3 separate regions of the Mus musculus genome follow, and regions 2 and 3 are each linked to region 1. Evidence: chromatin loops called from intact Hi-C (ENCODE). Cell type or tissue: heart. All regions are shown on one strand. Links, peaks and the distances in the headings refer to the core of each region. The heading gives the core; the rest is flanking DNA. Region 1 has its middle 160 kb from the start of Cxcl12. Region 2 has its middle 82 kb from the start of Cxcl12. Region 3 overlaps Cxcl12 (chemokine (C-X-C motif) ligand 12).

Region 1 (10,398 bases), core at 959-8,958:
AAACCAAGATTGATTAAGTGACTGTCCACAGATCACCATCTTATCTTTAGCTCCTCCCTTCTCCCCAGGTTGGAGATGTTACAAAATGCCCCTGCACCCTCATCTTGCCGGTCTCTATGGTGACCAGCAGCATCCTGATGTTTTGTGGAGGCTGCCAGCTAACTCTCAGTCTTTGACATATAAAGCAAACCACATCTTCCTGAAGATTTTCCTGTCTTTAAAAGTTGTTTGGAAACCAAATATATATTTCACACTATCATTAAAGACTGATGTGGGATTTTCAACATGTTTTCTAGTTTATAGAAATGACCAAAGTTTTGCTTTCTTTCCATCTGTAGAACTTTTAGAGGTGAAAAGAAAAAAAAATGGACCTCCTCCCTGTAAGACTCTCTGAAATAATTTCTCAGACAAACAATAGTAATTAGTATAGCTTGATCTTTTATAAGAATAGTAAGTAAAGACATAAGTCAGGGTAAATTTAAGTGAATATCCCAAAGTATATGCAGCTATCTGCTTACCTTTAATTTTGTGCGCTTTCCTAGTAAATTTAATTTTTATTTGAGAGAGGGGGGGATCTGGAACATTCAGAGATGCTTAAAGAATATTTTCTTAAAGAATGTATTTCATTTTAAGCCAAAGTTTATAATTACTGGGGGGAAATTCTAGAATTCAAAGTCTGGGAATTGAGGGAGTGGTACAGCAGGGACTTAGGAAGTGTTTTGGCTAAAAAGCACCGTCTCCTTCTTTGGTCCCACAAGGTAATTGGGATTAGGAAAAAACCTGACCTCTCTCCTTCATTTGTATCTGTCTCCATGGTTATCTTATTATAGAGTACCTCCCCCACCCCGTTCCAGATCCCCTAACAATATTTAAAGCTGTCTAGAGATTTCCAGACACTTTAGATCCTGGGAAAAATAGGGTTGATCAATAAACACCTTATGACTAAGGACTAAACTACCACTAAACAGACATGAGAGCCATTGTCTGCTATGGTAAGCCTGGACCCTGGAGCAGAAGTGACCACTTCATGAGAACCAGATTGCTCTCCTCAAATGATGACAATGACTAATTCAGAGTACGATGCAGAAGCAGAGCTGAGTGAGGACCAACCAGACTACACCTGGATCAGACTGCTTAACTTTGCAGATCTCTTGCCTCTACCCCATTCTTCCACTTTAACCTAAAATGCATGTCAGTGCCTTGAAGACAGTCTTGGGGCTCCCTTTATCAGTTCCTCCTTTCTCTCCTTTTCACAGCTAACTCTGTCTTTAATTAACATGTTGGATGGCAACTGCCCCCTCCTGCCATTAGCACTCTGCAAGCCCTGGCTTTTGCTCTCAAACTTAAGCCAGAGATAGACTTAGGCTGGGTTTGAAGGAAGAGGCGGCCTGGGATTTTGGCCATCTATTTTCTCCTCTGTCATTTGACGGAAGCCAGTGTTACTGCTGGATACATGGAGATTTTGGGGTCACATTATAGGGATCTATGTGCATCGTCTCTCACTGTTTGTCCTGTGAAGGAAGGAGAGAAGAAACCGCACAGAGCTTGTTGGGTTTAGTCATCCGTTTTTCTCATGACAGTGTTTAACTCTTTCACACACACACACACACACACACACACACACACACACACACCTATCAAGTACTGGAGGCCGTGCGAGGATCCGCAAATGAAGAGAATGGAGCTTTCTGCGTTTTCTTTTAGCTCATAGGACACAGCTCAGAGCCCTCACAGCAAAGGAATGACCTGTGACAATGGGAACAAAGACATCACACTCTCCACTGGCTTCTAGCTGCCTTGTATTTTTGCCCCACCCAGCCACACATGGTAATTAGTCATGGGTTTTGGTTGTTGCAGAAGATTTTCTTAAAGTGTGGGCTAATTAAGACATCCCTTTTGGCGAACCTATCTGAGATTAGTGGTTTCTTGATTAAATTTATTTCTTTCGAGTCTGCGTGATTCTGAACTCCTCCGTAGGCTTCATTGCAAGAGTCCAGCAAGCAGACTGATCATGCTTACAAACTTGGAGCTCAGAAGGATTTGGCAATATTGGTATTTTCTTTTCTCAGCTTTCCCGGATTTTTGGCTTAGGCGTTTGTGCCCTTCATCTGCTCCTCATTAGAACACCATCGGCTCTTGTTTGAGAGTTCTCAGTGCCTTAGTCAGAACTAAGAATATCCTTTCCTCCGGACAGCAGCCATGGACTTCCCAGAGCTCTGACAGAAGGGGAAGGAGCCGGGCCCCTGAGAGACTGACAGCACCCACTTTATGGGGTCATGGGAAAGACAAAGCCGAGGGCATTTGACAGGACACTAATTCAAATGACTGACTGACTCTCAAGAGGAGAGCTAAGCCAGCTCCAGGCATCAGCTGCTTCTGAGGCGCGTGAGCCATGAGGCACACATCTGCCTGAGGGAGGCTGCCTGCCGGCACAGGCCTTAGTTTGAACTTGGAAGGGAACAGTCCATTCATCCCTTTTCTGAGTGTGCACATCCATTCATTCGTAGTACACAAACGTGCCTTCGTCATTAACAAGTGGGAAACGTAGACGTGCACCAAGGAATTGTTTGGAAATAAACATCTTTGTGGTTTATTAGAGTTGTGCACTCTATTTTTATGTCCATATACCCAGGGTTGTGTAAAGATTTCATGCAGGAAGTGTTTGTGAGTGGAAGACATTTAAGAAGTTCCAGGTGACGTAAGAGAAGTTGATGACTTGCCTTCTGGGGGCTGGAGACCCAAGATCAGGGTGTGAGTGTGACTTCTTCCTCCCGAGGCCTCTCTCTGTGGCTGAAGATGATGGCATCTTCAACCTGCGTTGTCACATGACCTCCCCTGAGTGTCTGTGTCCTAATATCATCTCCTTATGCTTGATTAGTACTGACACCAAGGTCCCCATTTTAATTTAATTATTTCCTTAAAGACCTTGACTTGCTTGGCATGGTGGCCCACACTTTCCAGCCCAGCACTAGGAGGCTGAGGCAGGACAATTGCTGAGTTTGAAGCCAGTCCATTCTGCATTGTGGCTTGCAGGCTAGGCAGAGCTCCCTAATGACACCTTGTCTCTAAAAACATTATTCAATTTTTAAAAATTAAAATAAATCTCATTTCCTAATATATTTTGGGTCCTCATTAAACCCATCATGCCAATAAGAAAAACACTATTTAGCTTGTAACGAAAGGTAAAGAGGAACGGGGCAGCTCCTGCCTTTCCTAACCCACCTCAAGCCCTGTGGTTAGATTTTGGTTTTGCTTTTTGTTTTGTTGTGTTTTTGTGTGTGTGTGTGTGTGTGTGTGTGTGTGTGTGTGTGTGTGTGTGTTTATAAGCATCTGGGGGACAGAGGTTGACACTGGGTGTCTCCTAAATTAATCTCCACCTTATATTTTTTGAGATTAGTTGGCCAGTGAGCTCCAGACACCCCCTGTCTCTGTCAGAAAAGCACCTCTGGGTCCACATTTTGTGTGGGTTTGGGGGGATCCAGACTCAAGTCCCCATGTTTGTGCTTTACTGACTGAGCTATCTCCCACCCCTCATTGTTAGGTTTCATAGTCGGATATCAATCACTACCATGGTATGAGTGTGCCCCTTAAGTATCAAGTATTGAAAAATTAATCCCCAAAGCCGCATATTAATACTATTTGGAAATGAGACAAAATGCCTTTACGATGACAATGAGTATCAGATGAGCTCATCGGGGTGGGGCTCCGTGATAGTATCAGTGGCTTTATAAGGAGTGGAACGCAGAGACTGGAGCTAGCAACTGCGCACCTGCCTGGCATGGGATTCCCTGGACCAGGAGCCCGAGGAATCCTCCCAGATTAAGCTGTTTGGTCTTAGCTTCCTAGGCTTTAGATCCACCTTTTATTCCTCACAAATCATCCACTCTGGATGTCTAGTTACAGCCAGAAGCAGACTGTGAGGACCATAAAGCCATTGTTATCACGATGGCAACACAAATAGGCAGCTTTGTCCCCAGGTACTTAGAAGTTTCTATGGATGCTGTTTCTTTCTATCCCCACAGCAGCGATTGAGGTGCCCTCTCTCAAGCCTGCAGCACCACGAGCAGGCGATCCCTGTCAGGGCTCCCACTGCTGGGTTTATCTCTCAGTCATCCTTGATGCGGAGAGCTACAGTTTTCATAAGAAAGCATGTAGAAGCTTGTTGATCGACCTCTGGTGGCTTTTTAAATGAACTTGGGTTACTTCTCCTTTGGCTCATTTATTTTAAGTGCTCTACTAATGGGCTTATTTTTAGTATATCAGCATTTGCGTGGAAGACGCAGACATGGAATGTTATTCTTTGAATGTGCTGCTGAGTGGTGCTTGCTAGTCTTCACTGAGGAATCCATGCCTTGCCATCATGACTGAAGTAAGCCTGCCATTGTAAAGTCCAGATTTAGGCAGTGGAGGCTTGAGAAACCTCTCATGATGCTGTGCTGTCTGGAACAGTTTATATAATTCAGAGATTTATCTGAACATTGCCAGCACTGCCACCAGAAACATTCTTGCCAAGTCCCTGCCAGTCATTTCTGCTGGTATCATTCTATTCAAGGCTTCTATTTCTTTTCTTTTCTTTCTTTTCTTTTCTTTTCTTTTCTTTTCTTTTCTTTTCTTTTTTTTCCCAGACAGGGTTTCTCTGTATATAGCCCTGGGTGTCCTGGAACTCACTTTGTAGACCAGGCTGGCCTTGAACTCAGAAATCTGCCTGCCTCTGCCTCCCGAGTGCTAAGATTAAAGGCGTGCGCCACCACGCCCGACTAAGGCTTCTATTTCTTAACTGACTTAATAAATCTCCTTTTCATATGGAGGAGCCACACATGTTTAAAAACATATTCCTGTTAACTTATTCTTAAAGGTTCCCTCCCTGCTTGAGGTCTGTTCCTCCCATTCCCAGTTTTTCATTTGTCTGCCTTCCATTTCTCCTTCTTCTTTGATACTAGCCAAAGGCATCCGCACAATGGCGGGTGATTCTTTTTCTGAAGTGACAGTGTTTACGTTTATTAAAGCAGTTAGTTGAAAAGTTCTTGTAAGGAAGAGGTGGTGAACTGTCAGTATGGGTAGAGACAAACCACAAGGCCAGTTCTCACTAGCGGAGGTCTAGGCGTGTGACTGTGTGAAGCCACGGGGGGTAAGGATGCTGACAGTCATAAGTACTCACTACTGTGACACTATTGTATAAACAATACAATACTGAATTTCAAATAGATTTGGTCCTCTAAATATAGGACCCATTAATAGGAAGCCATAAGTCTGTGCTAATGTATGTCCAATCTGAGCATTTCTTTTTCCTATCTGGACAGTTAAAAACAGCTTGCTTATTTCCTCATCTGTTTAAACAAACAGATCTTCTGCATAACGCACAGACTCCTCAATTTCCATATAATCTGGCTGTAAATAGAATTCACATTTATACCATCCCTCAGAGTTACTTTCTGGAAGTAGTAAAAGTAGTGAACAAGGAAACAATTACCTAAGGAGACTTTTAGGGGCTTTGCTTCAACTACTAATGAGAAGAAAGGGCAAGATTGGAGTGGTGGTGGTTTCAGTAGAGAAAATTCTGATGGAGTGAGGTCAGATGACCATAATAGGAAGACGTGGAGATATACCCATGGCCTCTCCCCAGAGAACGTCCTGTCCTGAAAAGACTCATTCCACTTCCCCAGAACTCAGCTGCAGAGTCTTAGATCATGGCCTTTGTTATCAATGCTCTTGTGAGGCAGACACTGTTGGCAGCTGCAAGTCTAGATACATAAAACTCAAGCTTGCAAAATTGACTTCTCCCTCTGCCCACATTGAATGTAAGAAAATCGTCAGATCCCTGCTTTATCTTCCTCCTTAATTAGTGCTCCTGCTGGCGTTTGCTTGGCACCTGCAGTCCACAGCTGCTGCAGTGGGGCATCTGCAGTCCACAGCTGCTGCAGCTGGGCATCTGCAGTCCACAGCTGCTGCAGCTGGCCCTCGCTTCACTCCTGCCCACAGAACACAACTCAGGCTCCATGTTCCATTCCTAATACAATGGCTTCATTCATCCATCAAATCTGCCCATTATCAAGTAAATCCTGATTCTCTTCTGTTTTGGTCCCAGAGTTGGTTCAGGCATTTAACGTTTCTAAGCCTGAGTTTTTCTCATCTTTATTTGAGGATTTGGTACATGTTCAACAATAAAGTGATATTAAAGAATTTCGGGGCTGGTGGGATGGCTGCTCAGCGGGTAAGAGCACTGACTGCTCTTCCGAAGGTCCCGAGTTCAAATCCCAACAACCACATGGTGGCTCACAACCACTTGTAATGAGATCTGATGGCCTCTTCTGTTGCGTCTGAAGACAGCTACAGTGTACATACATATAATAATAAATAAATCTTAAAAAAAAAAAAACAGAATTTCATACTGTTGGAGGTAGCAGCCCGAGACCAGCCTGGTAAGATCCGGGGAAAGGGTGCATTTCTTGTCTGACACTGGAGCCGTTTAGAAGGTTGCTTCATTGCATGGGGTAGCAGCGAGCACAGAGAAACCCTGGCCATGATAGTTTCTAACATGGGAGGGGTTAAAAACCAAATCTAGAGATGAGTTATTTGCAAACTGGACATGAGCACAGTGGTAAGCCTGTAGGCATGGCGGAGCTTCTCTGACATATCTAATAGCAGCTGCTCTGTTTGGATTGAAGTTTTGCAGGATCGGGTAAGGAAGGTTCATAGCGTTAATAGCTGTCCATGAAAACAGCAGCCTGCCTACTTCAACCTGAAGCACTTTATCTTCTATTTTGTTGCTTTATTTATGGTAATCTCCATAAAATTCTCCATTATTATAAATATCCCAGTGAACGTTTTAGACAAATCTTAATCGAATCTACGTGCTTCTATCAATAGGTTCAGAAAAATTGAATCTCTAAGGTGAAACCATTTGAATTTAAATTTTGTTAGAGGATATATTAAGTTACCCTGCATAAGACTCCATCAGTTTGTTCTCTTTTTAGTTAAAGGCCAGTGTGTCTGATTTTTACTTGCTATTAGCTGTTATTGTATAAATACCTTTTATGCAAATGAGTGGAATTCACCACAACACTTTTGCACCTGTACACGAGTACTTTATAGTCACTGTCACCTCTAGGAACTTTCACTCAGATCTCCCAAAGTGAACAAATGAAGTCACCTAAGATGTCTCCAAACCATTCACGGAGTAGCTGAAAAGATGGAGAGGGGGAGGAAAAGATTTGCAGTGCAATCTTCTAAGTTGTTAGTATAAGTTGCAAATAAAATGTGAGGGGAGTTTATCTCCTTTGCAGGGAAACCAGGGTTGCCAACCCCAAACTGTTATGAACTCCAAGACAACCCTCTGCTGTATCTGGCCTGTAAATCATTGAACTTCAGACCTATGTGAAATTCCATCTCACACGTTTTTAATGAAGTCAAAATAAATGCCATTACTGAACAGAAGCCAAAGATCACAAGAGGTTAGAAGTGGGACAGGAACGCCGCCAACGCTGTTTGTTTGCCTTCTGAAGCAGCCTTCGTGTGAACAGTTCCTTAATGGGAGGGCAGGGATGGTCCTCCCTTCCCTGTGGGCATCTGCTGCTGATTATACAGCAGTCAGAGTGGCTGTGTGGTGCCTAGGAAACTTGAGACAATAATGAGGACTCAGGCAAGCAGAATGTGAGAGACTGAAACCACAAGATGCAGACATCCCTGGCCCGGGTAAGAGCTCTTCCCAAAGACCTGGCATTTGCCCTTGAAAGTATGGTCAGAAAAACCCTATAATAAATCAAAGTATCTTTCTATTTCTGCCTCTGTGCCGCATCCTCCTAAACTTTGAAATCCACCTTGCCCTTATTCCTTTCACTCAGTTGAAACTAAGCATACAAATCAATGGCAAACCCTCATTGAAAATCATTGTTTTCAAAACTCTGGACTAAAAGTGTATATACTCTGGCTTGTGAGTAAATCTGTTGCTGATTTTGATTCTCCATAATAGACCTGAAGGTATTAAGGAAATGCAGTATCAATATCATTGTGTTTTCCACAGAATAATCACTGGTTTCTAAAACCAAAGGGGGAAGTCTGAGCAGAATGGAGGATAAGTGACTGTCTAGCGAGTTTATTTTCATAATCCCAGTCTCCTGGAGAAATTGTCTAGTTAGATGGGATAATCTTTGCTGACCTAAGACCCTGTCCCCACTCATTAAACTATATTGACCATTCAGAGTAAATTACCTTAGTTTCTCAGCATCTCACTCTATATTCAGTTGAAGCAATTATACTAAGAAACTCAAAACATTTGTTTGTTTACATGCCTGAAGATCAATTCTAATGGCTTTGAAATGCTTTCTTAATTCTTTGTTATACAACATAATTTCTCTTTAAAGCAAGAGATGGTATTATTTAAGAAAAACAGAAGGGGTTAGGCTAGTATTTAGCCTAATGGAATTGCAAGGCCAAGCTAACTTCATCTTGGAACCAGCCAGTTATCTGAAACCAAGTCACCAGCCAGGAGTCTCCATCAGACCAGTGGGGATCTTGACTGGCTGTGTTCCCAGTGAAATCAGACAGGTCTTCCCATCTCAAAGGAAGCACAGGCAGTCACTTCTATTTTTCTAAGCCACACTTGGAGTTGCCTTAAGGTATACTCCTGTGCAGCAGAGTCCTTCAAACGCATCTACTGTTTACAGTAGCCTGAGAGCTGCAGCCGAGATCGCCGTGACCTCAGGGCATTCTGCTTGTTTCCAAATAAGCAACAGAGTAGGATGACATTTTCTTTCCTGATTGTATCACTTTGCTTTTCTGTTTCACTAACATGAATTTTGAAGACATTCATTGACTGAGAAAGGAGCCGGGCAGATGGGTGCAATGAAGACCGTGCATGGACTTCTGACACGATGTTTGGGTGTTTCCACACAAAGTGGGAAACCTTAGGCCAACAGAATCCCAGGATTGCCACATTGAGTGGGAGTGTGATCAAGGAGACATTTGCTCAATTCTGGACTTATAGTTGGGTGATGGGGAGTCTGCCTTTCCCTTCCCTCTCCTTCCCTCTCCCCCCTCCTTTCTCCTTCTCTCCTTTGCTCCCTCCCTCTCTTCTTCCCTACCCTCCCTTCATCTCTTCCTTCTTTTTTCTCCTTCCTCCCTTCCTTGCTTCCTTCCTTCCCTCCATTTGCATCTGAATGCTTATGTATGAGTGTATATTCATATGTGAATGTGTGTGTTTACATGTGTGTGAGTACATGCACCTATGAGTAAAGGCCGAGAGTTGACATCAGGTGTCTTCCTTGACCACTCTACTTTATTTCTTGCTAATTCCCGAGCTTGCAATTCAGCTAGGCCAGCTAGCCTGCTTGCTCAAGGGATCCCTGTGCCTTGTTTCCCAAGCACTGGGATTACACTTGGTCTTTGATGCCCACCATTTATATAGTTGCTCAGGACCCAAACTCTGCTCCCCACATCCATGTTGCAAGCTCTCTAGCAACCCACTAGCTTTCATTCTATTGTTATGACAGAAGCTGTTATTAGACGCGTTCTCACGACCGGCCAGGAAGAACACCACAGACCAGAATCTTCTGCGGCAAAGCTTTATTCTTACATCTTCAGGAGCCAGGGTGCAGGAAGCAAGAGAGCGAGAAGCAAGAGAGAGAGAAAACGAAACCCCGTCCCTTTTTAAGGAGAATTCTCCTTCGCCTCGGACGTGTCACTCCTTGATTGGCTGCAGCCCATCGGCCGAGTTGACGTCACGGGGAAGGCAGAGCACAAGTAGTCATAAGATACCCTTGGCACATGCGCAGATTATTTGTTTACCACTTAGAACACAGCTGTCAGCGCCATCTTGTAACGGCGAATGTGGGCGCGGCTCCCAACATCTCCCCCTATCCTTTTAATAAGAGCAAATAGGCCACCCATATTAATGAGAGTGGAGATAGAGGTCAAATCCCCAGTGTGTAGGTAAAGGAGCCATGTACAGGATTAGCTCTTAGGCTTACAGGCTTTTACCCAGAGCAACCCTGACCTGCTCCCGTGTCGTTTTGCCTGGGGGAAGGGAACTAGGACACTGAACCTTCATGAAAGATGACATGTCTCCCTAGAATAGGCTCATATATGCCGCAGAGCCTTTCCATTGCAGTGCTTAGCCTTGCAACTCTCTCGGGCTGCTGAAGCACACTCACTCTATCCCGTGCAATGAGTCTAGCCTCGTGGGATATAAGAGCTGAGTGGCCAGCGACCTATTGCCTAAGCATAGATATATCAGGGGAAGCACCATGTTCTAGAGCTGCAAGCGCCTGGGCAATAACCACCTTGTCTCTCCTAGTTTAGGCCTTAAGCTTACAGACCAATCAAAGAAGCAACACTAATCCACAGCAAAGTGTATCTCCAAATAATATTAATCCCACCCATTTTTTAAAGAAAGAAAATGCT
Region 2 (10,398 bases), core at 748-8,747, 81 kb before region 1:
TTTTATGCATTTCTTGTGTTGTTATAATAAATTTATACATGTCCTGTTGTTGCCCTCTTCCAAATTAAGACTATGAAACTTGAGTTGTAGTTAAATCAAATATTTGGCTTCAAGTCAAAAAGCCAGTAAGTGGCCAAGCCTTGGCTGGCCAGATTCATCCATCTGCCTCCAGGGTTGTTTGAATGTTCAGAAAAACTCAAATTGTTTTAAGCCAATGGTGGGCTTTGAATCAAGAGGAGCCAAGTGTGTGAGCTGATTGAGCATGTGACTTTGTGCTTGAGCCTCGATTTCTCCGATCTACAAAATGGAGTTAGTATTGGAACCACAAGTCTTTCCTAGGAACTAAATAACCAACATTTGAATGGGTATTTGTCAATCCCCCTGTTAGGTTTGAGATTGAGGGTGAAGTCAGTGGCCACCACTTTCCAAGGTCTAAGATTTAAGAGGCACACAGTGTTAAGAATGGATCTGATGCAAACAACCTTGACCCAGGCACCTCCCTGTGTTTCCCCAGCCTGACCCAGCACTGTCCTAGGAAAAATCATTAGCACGCTTGCTCAGAATCGGCCTTGGTTGTATTTAGCTGTTATGATTCAGATATACAATATTTCTATAGACCCATGTGTTTAAATTACTAGTGGTGCTGTTCAGCAAGGACCTCGTAGAGCCTTTGAAAGATGGGGTCCAGCTGGAGAAAGAGGATCTCTGGGGACTTTGTGCTTTATAGCTTACTTGCTCCTTTTTCTGTCCCAGCCATGTTTGTTTGGTTTGCTGAGATGTGAGCAAGAAGTCGCTGGATACTCCTGACATCCCTGGGCCACCCATCACATCTCCCTCAGCACGACATATCACACTTCACTCTATAAGCCCAAACACTCTCCTCCATTATTTTATTTTATTTTTAACATAATATTTTTATCAATTCTTTGGGAATTTCACATTATACACCAGATCACACTCATTTCCCAATCTTTCCATGCCCACCTTACCCTTGTGAACCCCCCAAAATAAAAATTCTGAAGGTAATAATAAAGAAGAGAAAAGTTCAGTTTGTGTTTTCTATATATTTGCCGGAGCATTGTCAAACTCTCAGTGGCCTGCGCCTTAAATAGAACAGAGTCCTGCCCCTCCTACACCCTCATCAGAAGCTGTCAATTGTGGAGAGCTAACTTCAGCATCCTTATCGTACTTTTTAAGAGTTCTCTTTGACGGCTTCCTGTTTAGGCTGTTACTTTTTGGAGGGGTAGGGGTAGGGGCCACAGACGCTTTCTATGTCCCTCTTTCTCAACTGTGTCTGCAGTCATCCATATCCCTAGCTCCCTCGCACTTTACAGTCAATGGGAGCACAGATCATGGGTTTCCACACAGTTTCCGACAACAGCACAGACCACAAACACGGCCCCCAGCTGCAGCACAACCACGGACCCAGAGAAGGCCCTTTAAGGCAGCCCAAACCATGAACATCATAGCTTTAGGTAGCACCATAAGCTACTCACATCAGTATGACATACAGTAATCGCCTGCATCCCCTCCCCCCAACTCGGGACATTAACATGACTTCAGGCTGCAGCACTGCTCACAGTCATTGCATGCAGGACCTTTGGTGGTAACACAAGCCACAGACATCAACACAGATCCTGGTTGCAGTAGTTCCACTGGTGCAGATGAGGCCCTCTTGGCAGCATGGGCCTAAATATTTTTCCTTTAAGTCAAATCTTGTCAGGTGTTGGATCATAATGAAAGAAACGACCATTACATTGATAAAGAATAGAAGTGTTCTTTCTAGACAAACAACTATTCCCACATTTCAACCCCTGTGCTATGTCTGGCCTCACGTTATTAGAGTTTTGACTGGGACTCCTCCGTCTGTTTCCTACTCTCAGACAATAACCATATTTCTATGTTGTTCAGTTATAAAATGTGGTTATACAAACACAATCATGATGGGCAGCCTTTCTAGAAGAGATACGCTTTGTTCTGCTTCTAGAGCATTCTTATCTCTTTCTAGACATTGTCAAGGCTTTGGGATGAATTGCGCAGGGTTCTGGAGTCTTGTGCCCTTAGCTTTGCAGTGGTACCCTCCAAGGCCTTGACCTCTTTACACTATATGCCAGTCAGGAAACCCTGGCACTCATCTGAGCAGCCAGAGCGTTCTTATAAAATGGCTGGATGGCCTGGAGTTGTTTCGAAGCTGTTGGAGTGTGGAGCTGTTGGGACATGATTACATGGATAGGAACACAGGAGACATTAACATGAGCTCAGGTTTAGACACGCCTCCCATCTTTAAGATAGCTCTTTATGTGTGTGCAAATATGCTAAAATTTTAAATCTAGAACCCCTTTGAACCTAAGCATTTTTAATAAAAAAATCTTCAACCACTAATATCATAAGCACACATGATGACTCTCAGACAGGGGAGCTCTTTGGTGAGTGATCACCTGTGCGCCGTGTGGAGGAATTGGGAGGAAGATTTGAAATGACTCAGCCCCAGGCTTCATTCCATAGACTAATGAGATCTGGTAGGTTCACATACTCTTCTACAGGAACACATGCAGGCCTCAGCAAACACTTCTTGTAATTGAAAGTATGATGACTTCTTTATGTAGATATTCTAGTACGCATTATAATATATATGCAAAACAGGCACCTCTGTCATACGTCATACACACGTATTTGGGCACGGCCTAGAGAGGTGGGAGTTTATTGTGCTAGAAAGCAGAGACTGCAAGAAGGAATAGTAATTCAAAACCAGTGCAGGACAGTCTATAATGAACACCAGGAAGGCCTCGTTAAGAAGGCATCTATTGTTAGATTGATACAGCTTCCGCAGGGACACAGGAAAAGCTCGTGACCTGAGACACTTCAGGCTGGACTAGGCACTGCCGGAAAGCATAGGAGAAAAACAAAGTGCTCACTTGCCGTAATGCCAGAGACAGCCGTAGGCTCCTGTCTGAATCAGGGAAGAGAGCAGACCTTGGGGCAGAACAGATAGTCCTTTATGTATCTAGGGACAATGAGAAGCAATGGAGGTTGTCGCCCTAAACCACACAGCAGGGCAAGAATAAGAATGCAGTGATTACACAAACTTTATATGCCCCAGTACAAGGGAACGCCAGGGCCAAAAAAATGGGAATGGGTGGGTAGGGAAGTGGGGGGGAGGGTATGGGGGACTTTTGGGATAGCATTGGAAATGTAATTGAGGAAAATACGTAATAAAAAATATTTAAAAAAAAAGAATGCAGTGATTAGGTTGCATATCAGACAAAGGTGGTGGCCTTGGTGTCTGGATTTCTTGGCATGTAACAAGGTAACATGCACAGGCTTTCTGATCCATCAAAAGGCAACATGTAAGATCCTATGGGTGCCCGAGAAAAGTGATGGGAGATGGTGGACCCCTGTGCTGCAAAATGTACCCAGGATGCTCAGCTATAGCTGGGCCCTCTGTGAAGGTGAGCCGGTGAGAAGCATGGGCTATAGAAAAGTTACCTACAACGCTCACTCATCAAGTGGGTCTGAGAGGTGCTCCTGTCCATACCAGAAACATACAAAATTCAACATCCCGGATGGCCTCTGTCCAAGCCAAGCACCCCTCATGCAAACACATACGGTGAGAAGTACTTTAGATTTGGGGTTTGATCAGATTTTTGGAATATTTTAAAAGTCTTCATAGGTTGGACATTTCTAATAGGAAAATCCAAAATGTAAAATATTTCCAAATCTGGGAATCTGAAATGCTTCAAAGTTAAACTCAGATATTAGAGTACTTGGGATTGAGGATTTTGTTTTGTTTTGTTTGTTTTTTATTTTTGTTTTTTGGACTAAGGATTCTCAAACTACAGATGGCAACAATGGACAAAATAAATCAGGGTAGAAGCTAACATGTAGGTTGTGGGGTTAATATGCAAGTGTTAAGCGGCACAGCCACAGCAACTGTCTGGCTCATGAGAGGAATGACTGTGGAAAGAGTGTCTGACTTTAGCTATCAGCAGATAGGAAACGAGTTAGCTGAACATGAATTAGAAGTGTATCACAAGTGGGACTTCCTGCACAGAACTGCTGTGTCCCTGTCTGCATGCCCCTCTGGCAAAGGTTCTAGCTCACCCCTGAACTACACTGCTCAGACCCTACCTACAGTTCCTGTGTACTGGACGCCACAGTGGAGAGGGGTTTGACAATCAGTTTGCCAGGAAACATGAGATTCAGGAAGGTTCAGGGAGGTTAGGAAGAAGGGAATTGGGTTAGATAGCAATTCTGTTCAAATACCTCAGGATTACCGTGGTAGGTCCAAAGTGAGGTGAAAAAACAGAGGTAGGAGAAAAGGAGTGAGACTTACGGAAACCATTTCTGACAGCCAGCATCTCAGCAGAATGGGCTGCTGATAAACAACATGTCTGTGCAAGCGCGAGCGGAGTCTGAACATCTGCCTCCCATGGGCACCTAAGGTGGTTCCGGTGTGGGTGTGTAGTCAGATTGATGTGTCTTGCCCCGGGTTGAGACCAGGCCATTGCACGGTCAGCCCTGCCAGTGCCAGCAGAGGGCGCTATCCAGAAGGGCGCAGGCTGGGGTTCTCCTAAATTGGTAGGGGATGAGCTATGGAAGCAATTGACAGGGAACTTGGTTGCCAGATCCTGAGGGAAAATGCAAGGAGTTTACCTAAAATGGGTTCTCTACCTACACAAGTGCAAATCCCCGCAGACAGGGCTTGTGAGCTTGGCAGGCAGCGAGAACACCGAAGGACCTCAGAGACCTCAGAGGGACACTAGCGCACAGCCCTGGTACTTCTCAGGGTCTCATTTCTTTGGAGTTTCCCCTGATTATTTATACCCCATCCCGTGTTTGTTCCCCGCGCCCTTTCACCTCTGACACACGCAGGCTGCCCTGTCCATCCTGTGTGGGGCTTATTTTCATTTATTAACCTCTCAACTGACCAGGAACAACCAACCAAGGAGTTGGAGCTGGAACGGCTTTTCTCTCCCTCTTCCAAGGGAATTAACTGCTCAGAAATGGCTGGCCCAAGGGCTCTATAGCCACAAAGCCACAGGTCATCTTCGGGTTTTCCTGGGGGTAAACCGAAGGAAATTACAGCTGGACGGCTCTGTCTATCTCAGCGTCTCCTGTAGGTTTAGCAAATTTAGCCATCTCAGGTGACTCCACAGAAAGAAGAAAAGGGGGAAACTCCCAAACACCCTCCACCTCAGCCAATCAGCTTTCTCAGTCACAGAGCAGAGCCAATCAGCTTCCTCTGTCACAGAGTCAGCCATGGGTGTCTGGACACGGTTCAGTTGTAGACTGCAGACACTCCCTGCTGTGTCCCTGGGCATCTCCATCATTCTGTTCCTGTCCTGCCATCCTGTGGGCCCTTACATGTGAGCCAGCTGAACACTAAACAGACAGGCCAGTGCCTTCTCCTGGTGCCAGAAAGCTCTTGGGGAGTGGCAATGTGCATTCACCCATAGGCACCTTCGTCCTCTCAGGGTGAGTGGAAGTTTTTTTCCTCTCTCCCTTCCTTCCTCCTCTCCTCCCTCTCATGAAACCACAATGGTCATTCTTCTGCAGGCTGATTCTTGAGCTCTGGGATTTTAGCAGATAAAGTGTCTGTTTAAGATTAAAAGCGGTCACAATTCATAAGGCCTTGCTTATTATAAACTTGCTTTTTTTCTGTCTTCTCTAGGAAGCCAGAAATGCCCAAAGGAGCGACACAAGCCCTTTTTGTACCTGGTGCGAGCAGTGTGATTGTTTATGTCCAGCTGTTCCCTTTCCTACTGGCACAGCTGGGTAAACCAGAAAGCAGGCCAGTGAGGGGACGTGGCAGTCCACAGAAGAGAGCTAAGGTGGCCTGTAAAACCAGTTGCCTGCAGACCAGAAAGGACAGCAATCCAAATAAAAAAAAAATCGTCCACACAACTTCCAGCAGGACAAACAACCTTTGTTTGTAGCACATGATTCTTAGAGGGGAAAACTAACAAACAAAAGGCAAACGCTCACCCAGCTGCAACCCTATAGTTTTAAACAAATTATTGAGTAAATAGTTGAGAGAGCTCTGCCAACCATTCACTGGAAAGTGAGGATGGCTGGCCCCAGATTGTGCTGTCTAGAAGTCAGAGTATTTGTGTTATGAAAAATTATACTAGCTATCTACATACATATAGGTGGTCGCTGGGTTCCCTTTGAGGGTTGAGATACCCTTTGCTCTAGTTCCAACTTCTCGATTAAAAATTATAGCATGGACAGACATGTTATTATTGTTGAGATGAGGGTGTTCAGAGTTCAGACTGGCTCTGTGAGACTAGAGGGGAAAATTGCTTAGAGATGCAAAAGATGCTCTCTTAGTGACAGGGATTGGAGATCAGTCTGGGAGATGGGGGGTGTAAAAATCTAGGGCTAGAGATGTAGTTTAGGGCAAAACCCAGTTCAGGTCCCAGTGTATCAAAACAAAACAGAGAACACAGAGAAGGAGAGTGTGCAAACAAGTTGCCAGTGGTAATGGTGCCTAAAATGATGTCTCAGGGCCCCTATACTCATGTCGTTGCTGACTGAATCCAGTCCAGATGGTTGCCCTTGTGCAGGGACCAGGGCCATCGGAGTTGCCCCCTGAGATTTCACTGTCCACTCACACGCTGCTCCTGGTTCAGGGGTGGACACAGCCAGCTGGAGATGCGGGGCTAAAAGCAGAAGTACAGACAGAAGGTTCTGTCAACACCTGGTCATGATGGCTAGCAGGCCACGCAGGCAAGCTGGCGGCGTCTAGCAATCAGTATTCTTTCTAACATGATTTTGCTGAGGCGGGCGATGAACAGGGGTGTTTGACAAGAGAAATGTTTCCAGAAGGTGTTTGAACCATGTCTTGTCTTTTCTGTATTCTGAGGCTTAGGCATCTGGAACCTTCCTGACCCTGATGGCTCCTCCCATGGGCGAGTTAATGCCTGCCAAATCGCCTGTCAAGTGCAAACTAGCCAATCGGGACAGGCTGGGGTTGTCAAACAACCCAAATGAAATCTGCTTGCCTCCCTTCTGCCTTGTAAGCAACCAGTGCTCTCCATGTGGTCCCCAGGGCACAGTGGCACCCTCCTTTAGTGAATAACAAACAGACTTTTCAATGGTAGATTGTGTCCCTGAGGGTTGGGAGCAGGGGTGTCAGTTATAACTTTTTCAGGGATGTCTCTTCGGAATATTCATTGTGAGAAGCCAGCAAGTATTTATAGAGTAGAAAGCTAGCAAATTGGCTCTAGATCACTTTTTAAAATAATATTATTCACAATATTAGAACAAATCAAATAGAAAGGACTTAGAATATAAATCTACTGATTTTTATTAGGAATCTCAGTCTCAATATTTCCTACCTGATGGTGGTTCAACTTAGAGTTTTCAACGTGTTTATGATCGTACATACACTTGGTGGCAACTGGAGTATGCAATGAGTTCTGACCTTTTTCTGTGTTAGTCATATATGGTAAGTTGTCCTTTGGGCACTGAGCTCTGCTGCCACCAGCCCTTTGAACTCCAGCTCTCTGGGTGTGCAGTGTTGCTCAGCTGGAGTGTGTGGCATGGAAGGTGGATTCAGTGTTCTTCCCTCGTAGGGCATCTTTGTCTTCCAGAGGGTTAGAGTGGCACCATCCCATCCTGCAGGCTGTCAATCATGCAGAGAATTTTCACTCCTTCTGCTGGTGATGGTTCTGAAGGATCCCCCTCCCCAGTTACTAAGCAATGCCTTATCTCCTTTGATACATTTCTTCACATTCTGTCAATCATGTACACGATGAGAGCCAAAGCTCCCCAGCTTCCATGCTTTGAAGTGTTTGAGAATTAGGTTATCTCTAGCACTTTTGTTAGTGATCTCATTAACCATGGCCAGCATGCTCGCCCGAGGTTTTGTTACACTTTTTGATTGTTGAGATGACATGGGACAATTGAGCCTTTTATTCATCCCACTATCTGCTATGTCTTCCTCTCCCATGATTCACCACTCACAACCATACCTCCTCCTTTTAATAGTACCGAGGTAACTCAGTCTATAATTTCCTGTTTCAAGTTTAGTATCGGTGAGTGTAGAGCAGACCAGGGCATCCCAACAGAAGAACTGAGGCCAGCAACCTCAAAGGACTCTCTGCTTTCCCATGGCCTCCTGATTCCGTGAGGTGTGGCTGTCATAGACAACTTCCTTCATGGGTTTCCAAGAAGATGACATGGAATCTGATAAGATTATAACGGTGAAACTGCATCTGTCCTCAGAGAAGCAGAGGCTGGTCTCGAGTCACCTTCCTGCCCACAACCCCTCCTTTGCCGAGCACCGTCTCTAGTGGATGGAGTGATGGCCTCTGGGGCTGTCACTGAGAAGTAATGCATACTTGCTGGGGCTTCCTTTCATGTCAGCTCCCATCTTGCGGATCTCAAGAAGCCGCTTCAGCTCCTTACACACTCTCCCATGTTTTTGGTGTGTATCCAGTTAGTCACATTTTGAGGTTTTTAAAGGAGCAAGGGAAGAGAATTTCATTATCTTAGAGTAAAACATTCAGATTTACTGATAGTAAAATTCAATCCATTTTTACTCTTAGTCTCCTTGCAAGTCACATCTGAATCCCCTTACTGACCGTGCATAAGACCTTGACTACATAGAAATGCTATTTGCACATGGGCTGATTTGAACTGATAAACCGGAGAAGCGGGGTCCCAGGCCTGCATCTTGTCCCTCCCAGTTCTTTCTTCTTCCTTTCCTCGATCTCTTCCCACAGCATTTTTGGACTCTCACCATCCTAATTTCTGAATATCATCATCGATGAACACAATAGCTACGACGCATGGTGCTTTGCATCATTGCCCCATCCAATGACTGACAGCCTAATGACAGCACTGAGCACGAGGACAATGGCAGTCGGCCTGAGTGAGCAGCCTGTATGTGACAAGACACCATGCGTGGGGATTTGCACCTGTTAGCTCCCTGGACAATAACCATGTTATTTATACAGAAAGAAGCCTCAGGAAAACTCAACAATTTGGGATTAGAATAGCATCTAAGGGCACGTGGTAATCCGAGAAGATGCATCTTTATCCACCTTGTTAAATCCCGGTGTGGCTGACTTGAAGCCCACCCAGGCAGAGCTTCAAATTGGCATAATTTATTTAATAATACTTGGCTTCACATCACTTATTAAAACCATCTCCTTACGAGGAGCAAATGCTTGGGCTGGTCGGAGGGCAGTGGGAGCCTTCAGCGACAATGAGGCTGCTCCTGGCAGGCGTTCCTGGCAGATAATCCCATTAGTTCCCTTCTACCACCTCCTCAGAAATCCAGCCTCACTGCACAGAGCACCTGGGCTGTGCTTAGAAAGAGAGGAGATGGGGGAGGGGAGGAAGTTAAGTGAACGTGTGGCTATTTACAACGTGTCTCTTAAGGTCTGTATTTATTTGGTGACAGTATTACAGAAAGCTGATGCTTGGTCCCGTGCATCTTCCAGGGGTCTGCTCCTCTTACTGGGATGCACCAACAGTAATTTTTAAAACGGCTACATTGAAAACACATGGAGTACTTTGCTCTTGAAGAGTCCAGATGCCTTCTGTGCCAGAGCCTAGCACTTCCTCAGTGCTGTGTCCTCAGGCCACTGTACTTCCAAAGGCTTCCCTAGCATCCTGCCTGATGTAGCCACATTGTCCTGACCCTTTTCCATATAGACTTCACTATTTCATTCTTGGGGCTGTTAAAACAGTCTTGACATTTCTTCTCAAGAATGGCCTATTTGATACTCGCTAGTCTGGGAAGGCTGATGTTCTCCTCACTGTCCAACCTTGATTCCCTGGTACTGAGCCTAGATCCCAGCTCTGCCTGGTTGACTAGGTTGACAGTAGGCTCCCTGAAATTGGCTCAGAACCAACAGATATCTGGCACAAAGAGATTAATTAGGTTCAGGGCAGGGGGAAGCAGGTGGCTGAGCAGGCTCTGATGATCTTCACCTTATTCTCCATGATACTATGCACATGAGCACATACAAACACCCAACATCATCACCACCTCCAAGACCATCAGACTCTGGCCACAGGGGTCTCCACTCCAAGGATGGTGGGCAGTTACTTATCTCAAGTAAGAAGTATAAGCCAGTGAACCAACTGCAGTGAGCCAGAACCACTGAGCACGTGTCATTTCTGGGCGCAGAGCCAGTGCTCCAGCCTGAAGCTATGTCTGTCACCAAGGCTGACAAGTGTAAAGTGACTTAGTCTCCAGTAATTAGACATCTTTAAGAAAAAAAAAAAAAAAAAAAAGAAAAGAAAAGTAGCCTGATTAATCTAGGATGAGGTAAGTCAGAAATAATAACATGAACAGTAATAATTGGTTTATATCTACATATTTATTTATTTATGTAAATTGAAGCTTAACATTTATTTATTTACTCACTCTGTCTTTGTCTC
Region 3 (10,398 bases), core at 1-8,000, 160 kb before region 1:
TCTCCTGGAACTCTAAATAAGCAAACTTAAAATCCTGGGGCTAACTATTCTCAGTCATACTTTTAAACTTTGGTGAAAAGACCCATAAATTGAAACATTTGGGGATGCTCAGTAGAGCTAGGATAAAACCCTGTTGTTGGGGGAGCAGCTACAAATCCAGCAGTCCTCAGGGTTTGCAATTCTAGACTTAAAGGGTGGTTCTTAAGGGGGGGTTCTAAAGGAGCCCCTTGCTAATTTACACTAATGAGTGTCAATTATAGCATTTTGCAAATTGGTGAATTGGCAAACAAAGCTGGTAATAGGATCCAGGAGGCCTAGGCATCCAGGTAGTGACCATAAAAGCCACGGTTGACCCCAGCTTTTGGGAAAAGCTGGATAGAAGGTAAATCCGGGTCCTCCCCTCTGGATTCTTTTGTGATTTCCAGGGCTTAGGATAGGGTGAGTGGGAGGAGGGAAAACTGCAGGTGGTAGAAGTGAAGCCCCCCACCTCCAGGCCTGCACCAGAGGGCCACAAGGGAGCCCAGAACTCTGCCACCCCACTTCTCCTGGGTCCTTTTGTCCTTTAGAGGCTGAGCCCAGTCAGATCTCACTGTGATCCCTGGCCGAGGGGATGGTCTTTGCAAGAAACTTTCTGTAACCATTCCTGCTGATGTTCCTGAGTCTTCCCCACAAGAGCCACCAAACCCCCTGCACCAGGCAGATAATGACTGGCCCCACTTTTCTCTCTACACCTCCTCTAGGTAAACCAGTCAGCCTGAGCTACCGATGCCCCTGCCGGTTCTTCGAGAGCCACATCGCCAGAGCCAACGTCAAGCATCTGAAAATCCTCAACACTCCAAACTGTGCCCTTCAGATTGTGTAAGTCCTAGCCGCCATCCCCCAAAGAGGAGCATGGTATAGAAGCCTCGGACTTGGCATAACTAGGGGCAGCTGTTACCACCACCACCACGGGGACACTGATATGCCATCAGACATGGGTTTCAAAGGATACTTTTGTTCCCCAGAGCCCTGATGTCCTCAGTGTTTCTCACTCTTGCTTTCCAAGCTGTTTCTTGCAGCACAGTGGGCCGCCTCTCTACAGAAAAAGCCATGGACTTGATGGAGGTCAGCCCTCAGCTGACAGTTGGGTCTGTCTTGTCAGTTTCAAGGTTCTGGTGTCCAAAGTTAATCCTTTCTCACATAGAAAAAAAAATTACAAGACCCGGATGGCACGGGGGGGGGGGGGGTTCAGTTTTACTCACTTGCACTCACTTGCTCAGAGGTCATTTTTGTTTTAGAGTTTTAGAGTTTGCTGGAGTGTGATGGTAGCTGCCAGTATTTGATTTAAATTTACCTGGGAAATAAGAAAAGCCCAAAAAAGGTATAAATGATGTGAATATCTCACTCAGAGTCTGGTAGACTTGGCAGAGATGTGTCCTGTGCTAGTCTGTCCTGCTCACTGCCCCCCAGCAGGGGTTCCCATCCTCGGGAGACTCAACACTAACAACAGTATAAGGATGCAGCAGCTGGAGCAATGCTAGCCTGACGGCTTTGTCACCCAACGGTGACTGCTTCAGACTTTCTGTGCTCATCAGCCTTCCTCTCCAGCCTCCGCTGCTGTGTTATGTACAGTAGGCTTTAGAGACCTAGATGATGAATATTATTTTTGCTGTTTTGATTAAAATACAATACTCTCCCGAGAAAGGGATTTTAAAGATGATGAGTTTACGTTTGAATAGGCTGTGCTGGTGCACTGTCCCGGGAAGGGCCCTTGAACTTAGAGGGTCAAATACAACTATTGATTCTGGGTGATCACTAAGTTAATAAATGGCAGGATCCAGACTGACACCCCTGATCCCTGTTGAAGTTACATCCCTCTGAACGACTGGTCAACTGCAGGGCAGCCTGCTTGAAGAGGGTTACCTGTCCCTAGGACACTGAACAGGCATTTGTTTTTCCTAGAAGACAGTTCACCAGCTGGAGAGGAGTCGTCTCCCGTAGTTTCTGTTTGGTTGCTTTTGGTTTTTGTTTGGTTTTGGTTTTTTAATTATCTGGCATCCAGGACTTGATGGAAAATAACCAGAGCTAAGCTCACCGGTTCATCTGCCCATTAGGAAGTTCTAGGGATGGGAGAAAGAACACGGCGTCAATTAACAAATCCACAAAGCTAAGACCTTGAAGCATTCTGTGAACTTGTAAACGCGCTCAGGCAACCATTGGACAATTTGTCTAGACTGCTCCTTGCCCACCTGAACTGCCCTGTTCCTCCCCTTCTGGACTCCTGCCGTCTTCCTCCAGAGCTACCTTTAAGGTTGTCCCATGTACTATCAAGGTGCTCTGTCAAAAGTTCTTAGGCTGCTTCTGGCACTCTCCAGAATTTTCCAAGACCTCCCCCCCACCATGATATCAGTCATCCGCGCCTTCTGGGTGGTTCTTCCTCCACACCCTTTGGGCACTTTGACTCCTGTGGGATATTCGTCCTTCCTTTTCCTTTAGCTTTCCTCACTTGCCAAGCTCCAACTTGGCCAGAAGCTCAAATGCCTCCACTGTGGTCTCTTCTCTGTGTCCCCTGGGAGACATCCTTAGCACGTCCCTAACTCTGCGGTGGTGGTCCCAACACGATTCAAGTGCTATGTCTTCCAAAACTGAAGCTTCCGGGAGCAGCAGCTGGGCCCTGCAGTGAGGACCTTTAGCTGGGTGTGTTGGGTGAGCCCACAGGATCGCTTTCTCCCGCTTGGCTGTACAGCGTCTCTCCCCTTGTGTTTTGGCAGTGCACGGCTGAAGAACAACAACAGACAAGTGTGCATTGACCCGAAATTAAAGTGGATCCAAGAGTACCTGGAGAAAGCTTTAAACAAGTAAGCACAACAGCCCAAAGGACTTTCCAGTAGACCCCCGAGGAAGGCTGACATCCGTGGGAGATGCAAGGGCAGTGGTGGGGAGGAGGGCCTGAACCCTGGCCAGGATGGCCGGCGGGACAGCACTGACTGGGGTCATGCTAAGGTTTGCCAGCATAAAGACACTCCGCCATAGCATATGGTACGATATTGCAGCTTATATTCATCCCTGCCCTCGCCCGTGCACAATGGAGCTTTTATAACTGGGGTTTTTCTAAGGAATTGTATTACCCTAACCAGTTAGCTTCATCCCCATTCTCCTCATCCTCATCTTCATTTTAAAAAGCAGTGATTACTTCAAGGGCTGTATTCAGTTTGCTTTGGAGCTTCTCTTTGCCCTGGGGCCTCTGGGCACAGTTATAGACGGTGGCTTTGCAGGGAGCCCTAGAGAGAAACCTTCCACCAGAGCAGAGTCCGAGGAACGCTGCAGGGCTTGTCCTGCAGGGGGCGCTCCTCGACAGATGCCTTGTCCTGAGTCAACACAAGATCCGGCAGAGGGAGGCTCCTTTATCCAGTTCAGTGCCAGGGTCGGGAAGCTTCCTTTAGAAGTGATCCCTGAAGCTGTGCTCAGAGACCCTTTCCTAGCCGTTCCTGCTCTCTGCTTGCCTCCAAACGCATGCTTCATCTGACTTCCGCTTCTCACCTCTGTAGCCTGACGGACCAATGCTGCAATGGAAGGGAGGAGAGTGATGTGGGGTGCCCCCTCCCTCTCTTCCCTTTGCTTTCCTCTCACTTGGGCCCTTTGTGAGATTTTTCTTTGGCCTCCTGTAGAATGGAGCCAGACCATCCTGGATAATGTGAGAACATGCCTAGATTTACCCACAAAACACAAGTCTGAGAATTAATCATAAACGGAAGTTTAAATGAGGATTTGGACTTTGGTAATTGTCCCTGAGTCCTATATATTTCAACAGTGGCTCTATGGGCTCTGATCGAATATCAGTGATGAAAATAATAATAATAATAATAATAACGAATAAGCCAGAATCTTGCCATGAAGCCACAGTGGGGATTCTGGGTTCCAATCAGAAATGGAGACAAGATAAAACTTGCATACATTCTTATGATCACAGACGGCCCTGGTGGTTTTTGGTAACTATTTACAAGGCATTTTTTTACATATATTTTTGTGCACTTTTTATGTTTCTTTGGAAGACAAATGTATTTCAGAATATATTTGTAGTCAATTCATATATTTGAAGTGGAGCCATAGTAATGCCAGTAGATATCTCTATGATCTTGAGCTACTGGCAACTTGTAAAGAAATATATATGACATATAAATGTATTGTAGCTTTCCGGTGTCAGCCACGGTGTATTTTTCCACTTGGAATGAAATTGTATCAACTGTGACATTATATGCACTAGCAATAAAATGCTAATTGTTTCATGCTGTAAACCTCCTACCGTATGTGGGAATTTATTTACCTGAAATAAAATCTACTAGTTGTTAGATGGAGTGCACATACATTTCTGAAGATGGAGAAAAACAGGTGTGCCTGCTGATCAGGTGCTGTGGGCTGCCCTGCAGTCCTGGTGAGCGACAGACACTGAGGCAGGCTTGTCTCATGAACAGGCTGCCTCTGCAGTGAAAGTTTTTGTGTATTTTTTTTAACCCAAGCTAGTTTTCTAATGAATAATACTTGACTCACTAATTTCCCCTCCTCCTCCTTCTCCTCAGTTCTCCTAACATCCTCATGTGATCCCCAGACTCAACTCCAGTAATATCAAGCTTTCCTATTTTCCCATGTAAAAAAATCCCATGACTCTGGGCCATGTTAATATCAGGCTTTTGTGGGAACAGGTGGCCTCACCCCATAAATCATTAAATACCATTCAGCTTGAATCATTTTAATGTGACAGTCACAAACCAGTTGCTCTAATAAAAACTCTGCTAACCATCCTTCTCCTTAGCTCTCTAGAACAATCTCAGTTATCCCTAGGGATGCTCCCCAGCATCCAGAAAAGAGAAGTGGGATCAATCATCCTGCCTTTCTCCCCCTCCTCTCTTGGAGGGCTGCCTGAGCCCGTGGCCTCCACCTCCCCTGCTTTGTATAATTTGAAATGCAGATTTGTAGTGAAGGCAGAGTTCACCTCTGCATTGAAAGGGAAGGCAGGCCCAGAGCTTCCTTCCCTGCCCTCTGAGATGTGCATTTATGTCTCAGGATGGATGAGCTTTGGTAGGAATGCTCAAAACCAGGACCAGCCAGACAAACTGGCAGTCCCTGTAAGCGGTTCCCGGGTCATAGGGTTAGGGCACCCCTGTTTAACTTTGGGGTGGGGAAAGTATCTGGTTTTCTTTGATAAATTGCTTGTGAACCACATTTGCCAAGTGGCCTCCAGGCCTCAAACTCAAAGACCGAGCTAAATCGACTCGGAAGGCAATGCTGAATGAAGATTGTGGGAACTGAGATAGATACACTCCTCTATGTTGCAATGTGATTAATGGTTCTACTAATTTTATCTAAGGGGGCGCAGAGAAGAAAAAGTGGGGAAAAAAGAAAAGATAGGAAAAAAGAAGCGACAGAAGAAGAGAAAGGCTGCCCAGAAAAGGAAAAACTAGTTCCCCGCTTCCTGCCGATGGACCGCAGTGCGCTCTGCTCTGGCGCTTTGTAACTCGCTCCTCCCTCTTCGGGGGCAGACCCCACACTCCGGGCAGGTGCTCAAACCTGACGGTAAACTCTTCCCTCTTCGGGGGCAGACCCCATACCCCGGGGCGGGTGCTTAGGCTTTCCTGCCCTGGTGGCCACACCAGCTGCTGTATTTATGTGCTTCATAAGGCCCTGCTCTGTCTGCTAAAGCTATGAAGAAAGATGTGCAGAGACTGGGGTGGAGACTAAGCCAAAGAGGAGCTGCCTAGCCTGGCAGCATTGCCCCGAGCTGAGCCCCCTTGGCCAGGACTTCACAAGGCTCACACCTACAATCCCATGAAGGCCAGGGTGGTCTGCTTAGCCAGGAAAGGGCAAGTGCCTTCCCCTCGGCCACACTGCCCCTTGTGGCCTTCTCGGGACATGTGGTAACTGACTTGCTCTCAGGCCCACCCGCAGCTTTTCCAAATACCTGCAGCCTTCAGCCCTGCTGCCCTGCCTGTGGGAGCAGCTTTGACTCCAGTCCAGAAGGGTTTCTGCAGACTGTGTTGGGTGAGACGCAGAAAGGATGAAATCTCAGAACACATGTCAGCTGCTTCTCAGGAAATCTTTTCTTTGGACAATTCACTTTAGAGTCTTTAAACGGGTCTCTCGTGGGGAGGATAGATGTGCTCTGGAACTTTCTGAAGGACCAGCAGCTTCAGGGACTCTTAGTCTGTCCTTCCCCACTTTTGGTCCCAACATCCCTGGGATGGTGTGCTGTCTGGGCACCACGGTCTCCATCCTCACTCCTGAGAGATTTCTGCCTTCTGTGAGTTGGGTTAAAGCTCTGGAATTATCTACTATCCCAATCCACTACCCTCACCTGGCAATATTTGTCTGTTTTTGTTTGTTTGTTTGTTTGTTTTTGTCTTTTGCCAGTTTGAATTAGAAGGCAAGGCTCTGATTTTAGTAGTGTTTTGGAAAAGGACTTTTTTCTTCACCTTCCTCTTTGCCTCATGTGTACACACACACACACATCTTGTACCCCAGACCTCTGGGTATAATTTTCATAATTGGTGCAGAAAGAAGAAATGATCTGAAGATGTGTTAAATGGATTGCAGGGGAAGGAAGGCCCAGGGCCCTGTGTGTCATGCCCTCTTGGGTTCCTAAGTTCTATGTTCCTTAGAGGTTCTAGCATTAAACAGATAAAGCCCTTCATGGTCCTGGCTGAGGAAGAGTCTTGCTAGGGGGATTCAGGGAAGACCCGTGTTACCAGCTCTTACCCTTTATCTGGACAGCTCTCCTACCCTGTATCTTCTCCTCAGATCTGAGGATAGCAGGCTGGACTATTGGTGGGCACCTTTCAAGCCCAGGGCTACTGTTTGTCCTGTGGCAGCCGGCTACAGTCTCGTCTGAGTGGCCTCATCTGGACCCTTCCTGTTATTAATAAAACGCTTCTGGAGGCCAGATCTGTGCTCAAGCCATAGTTCTGCTTAGAAAGGGATGCCCCACCCTTACCGGACACTGGGAAGAACTGTTGGCCCCTAGAAACCAAAGGCCAAACTGAGGCTGCCCTGAGTTGGAAGACCACTTTCTGAAATGCCCATGGACTCTGCCTCCCAACCATTCGTCTCTCACTCCTAGCAGAGCTGTCTGTGCAGACTGTTTCTTAGGAGGCACAGCAAGCTCCAGGGAACCCTCTGTGCTTATGAAGCTCGTCTGGTGGGCAACCCCAGCCCACTGGACAGAGTCCTCATGGAAATGCCTGGGAAGCTGATTTCATCTAAGGATGGGTTGAAGTAGGATGTGCTCCTGCGACTTCTCAGGCAGGTGAGAGGGGTAGTCCTTACACTGTCTAGCATAAACGCCTTCCGGAAGGACCTGCAGCTCCAGAGACCACCTCCTGAGCACCAAGACCTCTTCTGGTGGTGTGGAACCAGCCAAGAGATTTCAAGGAAGAGTGATTATTTGATGAATGCTATGGGAATGGCCTCTTCTCTTGGAGTTCTGAGGCCTGGGGATGCCCAGGAACACTGGGCACCTGCTGCTGTTAGGGCCAATGCATAGTCTCAGCACCGGTGTCCTAAGGTTAAGGCGGTGCGCCTTGTCATGTGCTCCTTGTACCATGCCATCTGTGCCAGTGTGTGTCTGCCTCACCCTGTGCTTGACATGTTCACCCATCTTCTCTGCTTCCCGCCACCATCCAGATCCTCAGCGGCCGCCCCGGCTGTGCCCTTCCCTGCTCTCCCGCTCTCTCAGGCCTCGGAAGGAAGATCGGTGGCTGCGAGCTGAACTAAGGAGTAGGGCCTGTGGCTCAGCGCTAGGCCACGCACGCAGCATCCCAGGCATGTGGTGAGAAACTGCCTTAATGTGTCTCCTCTGTTCTTGTCAACAGGAGGCTCAAGATGTGAGAGGTGTGAGTCAGACGCCCGAGGAACTTACAGGAGGAGCCTAGGTCTGAAGTCAGTGTTAGGGAAGGGCCCATAGCCACTTCCTCTGCTCCTGAGCAGGGCTGAAGCCGTTTGCAAGGGACTTGCTTTGCACAGTTTTGCTGTACTTTCACATTTTATTATGTAGCAAGATACATGGTGATTTTTTTTTTTTTCATTTAGCCTGATTTTCCAACGTCATTGGTGACAGGCCAAGGCCACTATGTTATTTCCTTTGTTCTGGTATCCTTCCCTTGGAGGACCTTCTCTGAGTAGTGGCTCCCCAGGTTTGTCCTTTGAGCTGAGGCAGGAGGCTCACCCATTCTTCTGAATAGGAACTGGGTGTTCCCACCCCCCAAGGACTGCAGGGCTTTCCCAAGCTGAGGCAGGAACGTGAGGCCAGGGAAGAGTGAGCTTCACCCTCATCCCACGCTGTCCTCCTCAACCCACCATGCTCATCATTCTGTCTCATCCATCCATCCATCCATCCATTCATCGCCATGTGTCCGCAAGACTGTCTCCATGACCCTGAAAAAGGACTCTCGAGATGAAATCCTTTATTCAAATGGGACAGCAAGAAGGAAAAGCCAATGTCTGGTGTCTCTCCCCCCGCCCCTACCCTGCGCGCATCTATGTCTTGTTTGGAATATTGTCTCTTCAACCCCCTGTTCATGTCCTTCTCACTCATGATCGATGTCTTGTCTGTGCACTGTCTCTAACCCAAATGCAAAGGCTGAGTGTGAGGTGATGGCCCCGAGGTCCAGGTTGTAGTCATGGAAAGAGCCCTGCTGTCTCCCTTCTCAGGGGGCCCATTTTAGACACACAAAGCCCAAAGAAAGGTGGTTTGCAACAGTGCTTAGCTCGAGCCTCCATATTTCCATAACTGTTAGCTTAAAACTGTGGGGTTTTACCTTCCTGGAACCAAATGCATTCTTCTGTTGAGGAGTAACAGGTCTCAATTCTTTTCAATTAATTTTAAAAGTCAATCACTAAGAGCATCGGCTTTGGGCCCTGATGGGCAGGCATTTCCCTGGAAAGGGGGTGAACTACCTACCTCTCCTCAAGACAGCCGAAGGGTGGGATTGGTGCCGCTCTGGGAAGCGTGGCCCCAGGAGTTTTGTCCTCTGCAGTTTTTAATGCAAGTTCACTGCCACTTTGACAAAAGCCCAATTAGAAGCCAGTCTCTAGTTCCTTAAACAAAACAGACAGAGTAAGGAAAGGAAGGAGGGTGGCAGCCAGCTGGCTGGACACTCGAGAAAGACGGGGAAGTAAGCTACAGAAAGATAGTCTTCAAAAACAGGTGTTTGAGAGTGAATACTCTGTAGAATTGTTAGTGGGGTGTGTGTGGTGGTGGTGGGGGGATTTCTACAAAATAGTCCTTTAAGTTGAGTTTACAGCAGATGAAAAATCCAACCAGCAAAATTTTGATCAAATTTGAACAAAAACCCAAAAACCTAAAACTGTTGAGCAGGTTGCGATGAGGAGCACAGGGCTAGCTGCAGAGCTGGATCCTCAGGAGGATAGCGAATTATTTTCAACCCTGGAATAGAAACCACACACTGGCTTGCTGTGCACCAGCCACTTTGCATCTAATCCAAGCTTTGAAGGGTGTTGCTTGGGAGGAAACAAATACAGCCTTCCATCTTCACTCCAGTTAGGGATCCTTTCAAAGTCTCCTTCACAGTGAGGAAAAAGAGAAGGGTAGAAACTTTAGGGAGCCGGATTTGTGTATCAATTCCTCCGCTGACAGTCAGTTTCTAGATGGAGACAGCCTGCTTAAAGCAAATCCGAATTTAAATAGGACATTTACATCGGAAAAGTCTCTCCCTACCTTAATCCCCCATTCTCTTGCTTTCAAAATACAAGCACAGCAGTCCTTGAATGGCTGTTGACCCAGGGCACCTAGCTGTCCCTGCTGGTCCTGGGGCTGCCAGAATTCCCTTGGGCGCCAAGCAACCTGCCAGGTAGCCAGTCCCTCTGTTACAAGCCTTTGCATCTGGATAGGGAAAGGGGTGGAGACATACAGTCTGCTTTGTGTTGAAACCCAGATTTGTACCCTGTGTTTATACACTGCTGCTGGCTCCCGAGGACAGTGGGACTTTAGCAAGGAAGTGCAGCCGAGGGGTAAAGAGCCCTCTGGTTCATTGCCTGATCGGCTTTGAGAGAGGGTTTGGAGGGCAAGGGGCTGCATTCCTCTGAGGGACTTGGCCTGAGGCCTTTCGGGCCTCTCCAGTGGGTTCTGTTTATCCTCTCATGGGTGATTATCTCAGTGGTGTCACCAGGGGCTTCCTCCCAGAAGTCAGTCATCCCCAGGCCGTGCACCCTTTTCAGCTGGATGAGAGCCAGGGATGCATTCTCTCCAAACAGCTACCCTGGCCCATTTTAAGGTAATCTCATTCTTCAAAATGTTCCATAGAATCCTCCAAATTCCCCCAGCAGACTTCTACCCTCGCCAAGTTCCCAAAACCCACTCAGCAAAGTTGCCAACCTCGACGGGCTAGCAGTGTCTAAGCAGCGATGGGT

The links. Hi-C counts contacts between places; a loop is a spot of excess contacts. Peaks named below come from ENCODE experiments on the same cell type or tissue, not always from the same donor. Only the 100,000 strongest peaks of a DNase experiment are listed, where the experiment ranks them.
Region 2: a loop joins it to region 1, with 1.9 times the contacts of the local background. A loop is called at or near these places in 2 of 42 quality-filtered maps.
Region 3: a loop joins it to region 1, with 10 times the contacts of the local background. A loop is called at or near these places in 3 of 42 quality-filtered maps.

What each region holds. Positions count from the first base shown.
Region 1 is chr6:117,325,279-117,335,676 of GRCm38, forward strand. No RefSeq gene overlaps it. Among named protein-coding and RNA genes, the nearest start is that of Cxcl12, 160 kb to the left of the region's middle. In heart, for the core only: a CTCF peak has its summit at 4,086; a DNase peak (open chromatin) is centred at 2,243; H3K27ac peaks cover 2,397 bases.
Region 2 is chr6:117,244,906-117,255,303 of GRCm38, forward strand. No RefSeq gene overlaps it. Among named protein-coding and RNA genes, the nearest start is that of Cxcl12, 82 kb to the left of the region's middle. In heart, for the core only: a CTCF peak has its summit at 4,523 (motif pointing right); DNase peaks (open chromatin) are centred at 4,536 and 6,656; H3K27ac peaks cover 2,754 bases.
Region 3 is chr6:117,170,742-117,181,139 of GRCm38, forward strand. Cxcl12 (chemokine (C-X-C motif) ligand 12) reads left to right here. Exons shown (of 3, transcript NM_021704.3): 2 at 741-858; 3 at 2,751-4,328. The coding sequence ends at 2,841. Among named protein-coding and RNA genes, the nearest start is that of Cxcl12, 7.4 kb to the left of the region's middle. In heart, for the core only: CTCF peaks have their summits at 1,492 and 5,882; a DNase peak (open chromatin) is centred at 3,320; H3K4me3 peaks cover 699 bases; H3K27me3 peaks cover 4,309 bases.